2 separate regions of the Homo sapiens genome follow, and region 2 is linked to region 1. A link is an interaction called in ENCODE POLR2A ChIA-PET data of the cell type or tissue named here. Cell type or tissue: K562. All regions are shown on one strand.

Region 1 (4,000 bases):
AGAGAGTGGGCGCTGCCACCAGGCTGCCCAGTTCAAATCTCTCCTTTAATCCTTTGCTGGCCAAGCAACCCAGGGCAAGTAATTGAATTATTTCAAGGCTTATTTGAGTCACCCATGAAAGGTGGATGTCAGGCCTCTGAGCCCAGGCCACGCCATCGCATCCCCTGTGACTTGCACGTATACATCCAGATGGCCTGAAGTAACTGAAGATCCACAAAAGAAGTAAAAACAGCCTTAACTGATGACATTCCACCATTGTGATTTGTTCCTGCCCCACCCTAACTGATCAATGTACTTTGTAATCTCCCCCACCCTTAAGAAGGTACTTTGTAGTCTCCCCCACCCTTAAGAAGGTTCTTTGTAATTCTCCCCACCCTTGAGAATGTACTTTGTGAGATCCACCCCTGCCCACCAGAGAGCAACCCCCTTTGACTGTAATTTTCCATTACCTTCCCAAATCCTATCAAACGGCCCCACCCCTATCTCCCTTCGCTGACTCTCTTTTCGGACTCAGCCCGCCTGCACCCAGGTGAAATAAACAGCCATGTTGCTCACACAAAGCCTGTTTGGTGGTCTCTTCACACGGACGCGCATGAAAGTGGAAAAACAAGAGCCTATCATAGGGTTGATATCAGAAGAAAATGTAAATCTTTAGCAGGGTACCTGCTTGGCATATAGTAAGTGCTCATTAAGTGCTAGCAATCCTTATAAATGCTGTGGTATGGAAAATGTGGGCTGCTAAAGAGAGTATAGAAACTTGCCTCCTCCTCAGCCCAAGTATAGGAGAGAATAGGAGAGAAGAACACCAGGCTGGATAAAAGAATGCGCCATGAAGAGGGGAATGAGACATTTTAGGTAGAAGAAAGAGCAAGAACAAAGAAATGGAGGTGGGATTATGCAGCCTTTTGTGGGAAAGGAAAAGCATCCGCTATGTCTGTTGAGAAACGCTCAGGTGGTAGGAGCTGTGCTTTGCAAGTTAAATGAGACCAGATCATGGGTTGGAACTTGAGTGCCTCGCTGAGCAGTTCACCCAGTGGGGCAGCCCTACAGTGTGAGAGCAGGGCTTGATTTCCATGGTTACATGCTTTTTTTTTTTCTTTTTTGTGTAGGTCCTGCTGAGTTTACTTGGAATCAGGAAATATTGGAGGACATATAGATTCGGGTAAAGGTATAGCCAAGAACTGTCTAGATCAGGGAGTGGTTATAACTTTGGACATTACAAAACTGGAGGAGGCTTGTAGATAGCCATCATTTCATATTTATTCTGAAAATATTTAATAAGGAAAATTTATGAGCACAGCAATACTCCTTCATGGGGAAAATAGAAAGTAGCTCCTTATATATGTTTCTGAGTATCTAAGAGGTTTGGGAGAGGGTCATTTTGCCTTTACCAAAGCTATAGGTGTTTCATGTAATTGTGACCCACAAATTGCTAGAGCAGGAAGGAAACTTTGAGATCAGGTAATATGGTTCTACTGATTTTAAGTACACAGAAATGTAGAAGCAGAGAGGCCACGTTCTTTGGTCACATGGCAAGTCTCAGCAGTGACAGAATGCAGACCTGTCATTTCTCCCTTTCTTGTTCTTTCCACACAGGTCTTGCTAATACTATCTCTCTCCTATAGTTTCTGAGAGTTATCAATGTAGAATGTATTAACTGAGTTTCATATTTACGCCTGAGACAGACCTGCATAGATATACAGGGGTATAGGTCACCATTTTATCACACCAGATGTCAGCTGCTTTCAGAAGCATGGGTCCAAGATGCCTGAAATACCAGTCAGTCAAACAACGGCAAGAAGTTAAAATAGTAAAGGTAGTGCTAAACCAAAAAGGCTACGGATGCCAAAGCCCTTAGACTAGCCAGCCTTGTTAGCTGCCATGTAAGGCAACACCAGGGTCAGTATGACTCATGAGTTTATTCTGGTGCAGACTTGGCCGGTTCTGGGCTGGAGTGTTTATTTGAGGGCCTTCTGAATCTGTTCCCCATGGGTTTACAGATAAGGAGCTTTAGGCCCCTTGGCCTCCTACTTGGTATGAAAGTCATCTCTCTTCCTGAGCAGGGCTTGGCTCCTGGAAGCTGAGAGAGGTGCACCTCCTGGAGCTGCTGCCTCAGACAGCCTGCAATAAGACTGACCTCACACCTGCCCTGCTGGCCAGCCTCTCGGTCCTGGGACATTGCCCATTCTAGCCTCAGGGCTCACCTTTCCTACTTCTCTTTCAGGCTGTGTCTGGCACTAACCATCCTGCCACCCCTAACCACAAGGTGAGGCGTAGCCTATACCCAGCTCAAGGGAAGGGCCTCCCTCCAGGATATGTAGATCAGGGCTCTTTCTTACTGGAACTTCTCTCTGTGATTCATACAGGAGTTAATCTAGGTCAAGAATTGTGTCCCAGGGAAGTAAATATCTGCTCTGGGACACCAAAGAGAGAATCTGCAGTTTGAGGATTCTTGGTTCCTTAGTGGCTAACAAGTGAGGACTCCCTTAGCCCTCTTCTCCTGAATGAGGTCTACAAAGGAATTAACTTAGATCCTTGAGAGACCAACATTGGCTTTCAAGAGAAAGTGAGAACAGTTTTTGATAAAGTAATGGACTTCACAACTGATGTGACTAGTAGTGAAGGATGCACCTGGTTGTTTCACTGCCTTTTGTCCTGTTTGCCTGATGTACATGACTTTCCAATTTCATTCACCCATGTCAAATTATCACAACCCCCAAATTCCGTGGAAACTTATAAATTAACCTCCAAAGCAAAGCCAATCAAAAGTTGAGGCCTTAGAAAAATGACAATTCTTTTGACCTGAGAAGCCAGGCTTCTAGATAATAGACCTATGTATTGTGCTAATTACCTACTCTTATGTGTTCCCTGAGTATTTCAAATATAGACATTCATTGGTAAGTATATGTGAGGCTGTAAGAGGAACATTTTTGAACTGTTTTACATATGTAAGTTTATTATTACAATGATAGGAACAGTATGGAAAAATTCAGACCCCAGAAGATTAAACTAGAAGTCCACAGCTACAAGGAGCAAGGACATGAGTTCACTGTTTTGAAAGCAAAAATTTAGGAGAGAACAATGATGGTTAATTTCATGTGTCACTTTGACAGGTCCATGGGGTGCAGATATTTGGTTAAACATTATTTCTGGTGTGTCTCTGTGAAGTGTTTCCAAATGAGATTAGCATTTGAATCTGTAGACTGAGGAAAGTAGATTGCCCTCCTCAGTGTAGGTGGGGCATCATCCAATCTGTTGAGGGATAGAATAGAACAAAATGGCAGAGGAAGGAAGAATTCACTCTTTTGCCTGATTACCTGAACTGGGACATCTCTTGAACTGTAACCTACACCATTGGTCCTCTGGGTTCTCAAGCTTTTTGACTTGAACTGTAGCTACACCACCAGCTTTCCTAGGTCTTCAGCTCACAGAGGGGAGATCATGGGCTTTTCAGTCCTTATAATTATGTGAGCCAATCCCTTATACTCTCTCTCTCTCTCTCTCTCTCTCTCTCTCTTTTTCCTATTGGTTCTGTTTCTCTGGAGAATTCTGACTAATGCAGTAAGCAAAAGAAAAATGCTTATTTATTTACTTTCTATTATGGAAAGTTTCAATATACAAAAATACATAGAATAGTATAATAAATGTCCATGTATCTACTACTCACCCTCAACGTTACCAACTCATGGTCAATCATATTTCATCTACACCCCTACCCATATTATTTGAAGGAAATCTCAGATATTGGGTTAAAGAAAATGTTTTAGAAGACATATAACTGATGGTTACTGAAGCTGGGTGATGGGCACATGGAGTTTCATTGTCTGTTTTGCTTTTCTATGTGCTTGAAAGTTTCCATAATATTCAGATTAACAAATAGAGATTGTTTTGCCATTATGGAAAATTATGTCAGAGAGTAGAATAAATAGTGCTCTGTCTTTCTCCTAAAGTTGCATTTCAGCTCATTACAAGGTATTCTTTAAAAAAGCTTTCATGTTTA
Region 2 (4,000 bases), 78 kb before region 1:
TAAGAAATAGGTTAATGGAATAAGCTGAGTGCTCACTACTGCAGTTTGTCTTGAGATTGTACCATCTATTTGTCCTTTTCTTCTTCTACCACCCTTTCTAGATTTCCCTTGCCCTTGGATACCACTTCTGCTAGTTTAGGTGGCTTTCTTGGTGACATGACCCTGACCTTCAACCCTTAAAGGCCTGAGCCCCTGGCTACCATGCTTTTATCAGGCCATGGTTGCTGTAACTACCCATTCCCACTTAATGCTGGCCGTGGGAATATCAAGAAATGTCCCAGAGAACCACCTGAATTCTGAACATATTCCTCCACACCTTCATTAGGTAGCGCAATTCTACGTCCTCATGATGTCAGGGTCAACTCTCCTGCTAGTATGGTGACTTTTATTTCTGGTATAGTGGCAGCAACCAGTTATCAGTCATAGCTTTTTAAATGAAATTCTTAATGTGTCCCCTGGTGGAAGTACACCTCATCTGTGAAACAGGACCTGAGACCCACAGTGGCTGAGTTTGGGGAGACAAGAAGTACAAATTCCCCAAGTGGGAGTGATGGTAAGTAGGTCCACTTTCTACTCTCACCACTTGAATTCTGGAATCAATTATTCTATCTATTGACAACATAGGACCCCACCTTCAGAGGATTATCATCTCCAAGCTGGCACCTCAACTCTGCCTAACACTGTTAGGCCAGCAGCCTCTGGATGATATAGTACGTGGTAGGACGAGTGGATTCCACAGTCTTGTGCCCATGGCCAGACATCCAAGGCATTGTCACATAGTATGCCCTGCTGGTTAATCAGATGCTCTTTAACCCTTCATCAGATAGTGATGTTGTTTGAGGCCCGTGGGCAGGAAAGGCAAGCCCATTCCTGGAATACGTGACAATCCCAATGGGAAGAAAATGTTTGGCTTTCCAGAGTGAATGGAGTCCAATGTAATCAACTTGCTGCCAAGTGACTGGTTGTTTTACTTGAGGGTTAGTACCATATTTGGGCTCCAGTGTAAGCTTCTGTTTCTGACAGCTGAGACATTCAGCAATGCCAGTAGTTAGATCTGCCTTGCTAAGAGGGAGCCCATGGGTCTGTACATAGTGTCTTTGTTTCTGGTATCCTGGCTTCTCTGTTCGTGGGCCTATTGCACAAAAATTGGGATGGCCAAGAACCAAGGTGAGCTCATATCCATTGGAAGAGCTACTCTGTTCAGCTGGTTAATGTCTCTTCTGGGTAGACGCTTACTTGTGGGCCTTAAATATGTGCTATAAAGATGCTCACACTTTGAGACCACTTCCATAGGTTAATCCACATGTTCATCTCCAGACTATTTATTCCTGATTTTCCAATTTTTCTTCCTCTAGGCCCCTGGTTAATCAGCCACTACTATCCATGAGGCTATATACAGTCATTCCTTGGTATCCACTGGGGATTGTTGCCAGGATTCCCCTTGGATACCAAAATCTGTGGATGTTCAAGTCCCTTATATAAAATGACATGGTATTTACATATAACCTACGCACACAATCCCGTATACAGTAAATCATCTCTAGATTGCTTATAATACTCAACACAATGTAAATGCTATGTAAATGTTCTTATACTATATATTTTTTAAAATTTGTTGGCCGGGCGCGGTGGCTCACGCCTGTAATCCCAGCACTTTGGGAGGCCGAGGCGGGCGGATCACGAGGTCAGGAGATCGAGACCATCCTGGCTAACACGGTGAAACCCCGTCTCTACTAAAAATACAAAAAATTAGCCGGGCGTAGTGGCGGGCGCCTGTAGTCCCAGCTACTCGGGAGGCTGAGGCAGGAGAATGGCGTGAACCCGAGAGGCGGAGCTTGCAGTGAGCCGAGATTGCGCCACTGCACTCCAGCCTGGGCGACAGAGCGAGACTCCGTCTCAAAAAAAAAAAAAAAAAAAAAAAAAAATTTGTTTTATTTATTGTTGCATTTTTTCCAAATATTTCTGATATTAGCAGTTGGTTGAATCTTCAGAGTAGAACCAGTGGATATAGAGAGCCTCCTGTACACATATCATTACCATATAGCACTTCCCACTGTACACAACATAGGTGACCAGATGCAACGTCCAAACTTTGTCCACTTAGAGAACTTCTCTCACCATTGTCTTTTAGGGCCACCCAGGAGGGGGGATACAGTTCAGTAATAGTCCATTTTTGGTTCATACCAAGATATTCAATAAGGTATCCATGAATCAGACCTGGTAATTTTCCTCCTCTGATAGCTGGTCAAAGGAAACTCCCACACGAGGCCAAAGGGTTAGCAAAGGAGAAGTATCATTGTATTGGTGATGAGTGATGGGGATTCGGGCCACCTGTTCATGCAGATTACTGTGCCCTCTGGATCTGCTGCAGCTGCATCTAGAACCTACCACTTCTATCACATGATAGATTGCTGCTGAGCCTGCCCAACGTTATGACTTGGTAGTTCTGAAAGTTCTCAGCTCAAGATAAGCAGCTCGGATCCTAGAGTCACTTGATGAGATGCTCTGTCTCTATGGGAGCTTAATACCTACCTAGCCAGGAGCTGCTTTTCATATGGTATATAATTTTATGCTTTGAACGGCATGGCCTTTCTCCCTTCAGTGTATCGAGGACACTCAGCAATAGTCAAATTGTTCTGCAGTAGCTATAAATGATTTCCTTTGTATCTCTCAATCGCTGAAGATATTGAACAAATCAGAGCATTCCCTTCTGTTTCCTGTCTTAGTTAACCACAGGTGAAAGTTCTAGGAATGGCATTGCTATGGCCTGCCAGGGCCTATTAACACAAGACATGAAGTCATTTTCATCTGGTCAGAATCTCATCCATAAAGTGTGCATCCTAAGACCACTTTTGGGGCCAACTGTCTTAAAATAGGCTCTCCTGGAGTCAGATCCCGAGTCAAGGATTCAGGTGCTAGTGATTTATTAAGGGAAAAACCAGTAAGGAAGTGGGAGAAGCAGCAGAGGAGAGGAAAAGAGACTAAACAAGACATCAACTTTTGGTGAAGTCTCAGTTTCAACCCAAATTTGTAGAGAGTAATGATTGACTCCTCATTTAGTTTCACAGCAAAGGAGCTGGGGAGAGGGGGTAGAATTAGATACAGAGCACCCAGGCACCTCCTGCTCTCAGCTGGGGCAGGCAGCCCTAGTGCCTGGGAGAAGATCTCTGAAGGTCACAGATGTTGACTGCTGCTGCAGATCATGTAGAAGCTAGAGGATGGAGGCACAGAACTGGGAAGAGGGATCTCAGGGGATCTGGCCAGGGCACTCTTATGCCTACTCCAAAGTGATACAGGAAGAAACGTGCTGAGTTTAGGGAATCAAGCAATCCTGTGTGAGATGGAGTGGTCAAAGAAGGCTTCCTGGAGGTCAGACTTGAGGTAGATTAATCTAGAGTCAGTGGACGTTGACTCCAATTATTACCAACGGCATCGCAGTTAACGTTTAGTGGGGTTGTCAATAGTGGCTAGAACATAAAAGGGTGTGAGGAACAGGATTTGATCACCACAGTACTTGCTGTTGAGATTCTTTGACACTTTCCTTAGCACGCTTCCTAGGCTGGAGAAAAAATATAGAACAAAAACACAAACATCCTAACTATCTACCCTTTCTCACTAATCTCTCCTGCATATTTGTTTCAAGTCCTCCTCTAAGAAATGTCTTCTGGAGGGGTGAGTGCTGACCATCATTACCTAATTTCCCTGCTCCCCATCCCATTCCCCACTCTTTCCTTCCCATCCCTTCCTCTCTTCTATGTATTGGGTGCTGGTCACCAGTAAGGGCTCTGAAGACACCGCATCCTCTCTCAGGATGTGTTTGCTTTAATTGAACAAGCATTTATGACTTCCCTGCCTCCTCTGAGGGCTTAGCATTTGCTGCAAGTTCCAAATCACTCTTACCTAATACTATGAAAGAGAATTTGATGAGCTGCCCAAAGAAGTATAATAGATTATGAATATGAGTGCTCAGAGACCAGTTTTGTTCAAGCAAACAGGGAAG

What was found. Peaks named below come from ENCODE experiments on the same cell type or tissue, not always from the same donor. Only the 100,000 strongest peaks of a DNase experiment are listed, where the experiment ranks them.
Region 2: POLR2A ChIA-PET joins it to region 1 with 5 read pairs; 2 of 35 experiments call an interaction of 5 or more read pairs at or near these places.

Annotation. Positions count from the first base shown.
Region 1 is chr3:187,185,029-187,189,028 of GRCh38, forward strand. No RefSeq gene overlaps it. Among named protein-coding and RNA genes, the nearest start is that of RTP1, 10 kb to the right of the region's middle. RefSeq lists an enhancer at 279-1,278. In K562, no CTCF peak of the experiment used is centred here; a DNase peak (open chromatin) is centred at 1,943.
Region 2 is chr3:187,107,261-187,111,260 of GRCh38, forward strand. No RefSeq gene overlaps it. Among named protein-coding and RNA genes, the nearest start is that of RPL39L, 30 kb to the right of the region's middle. In K562, no CTCF peak of the experiment used is centred here; no DNase peak of the experiment used is centred here.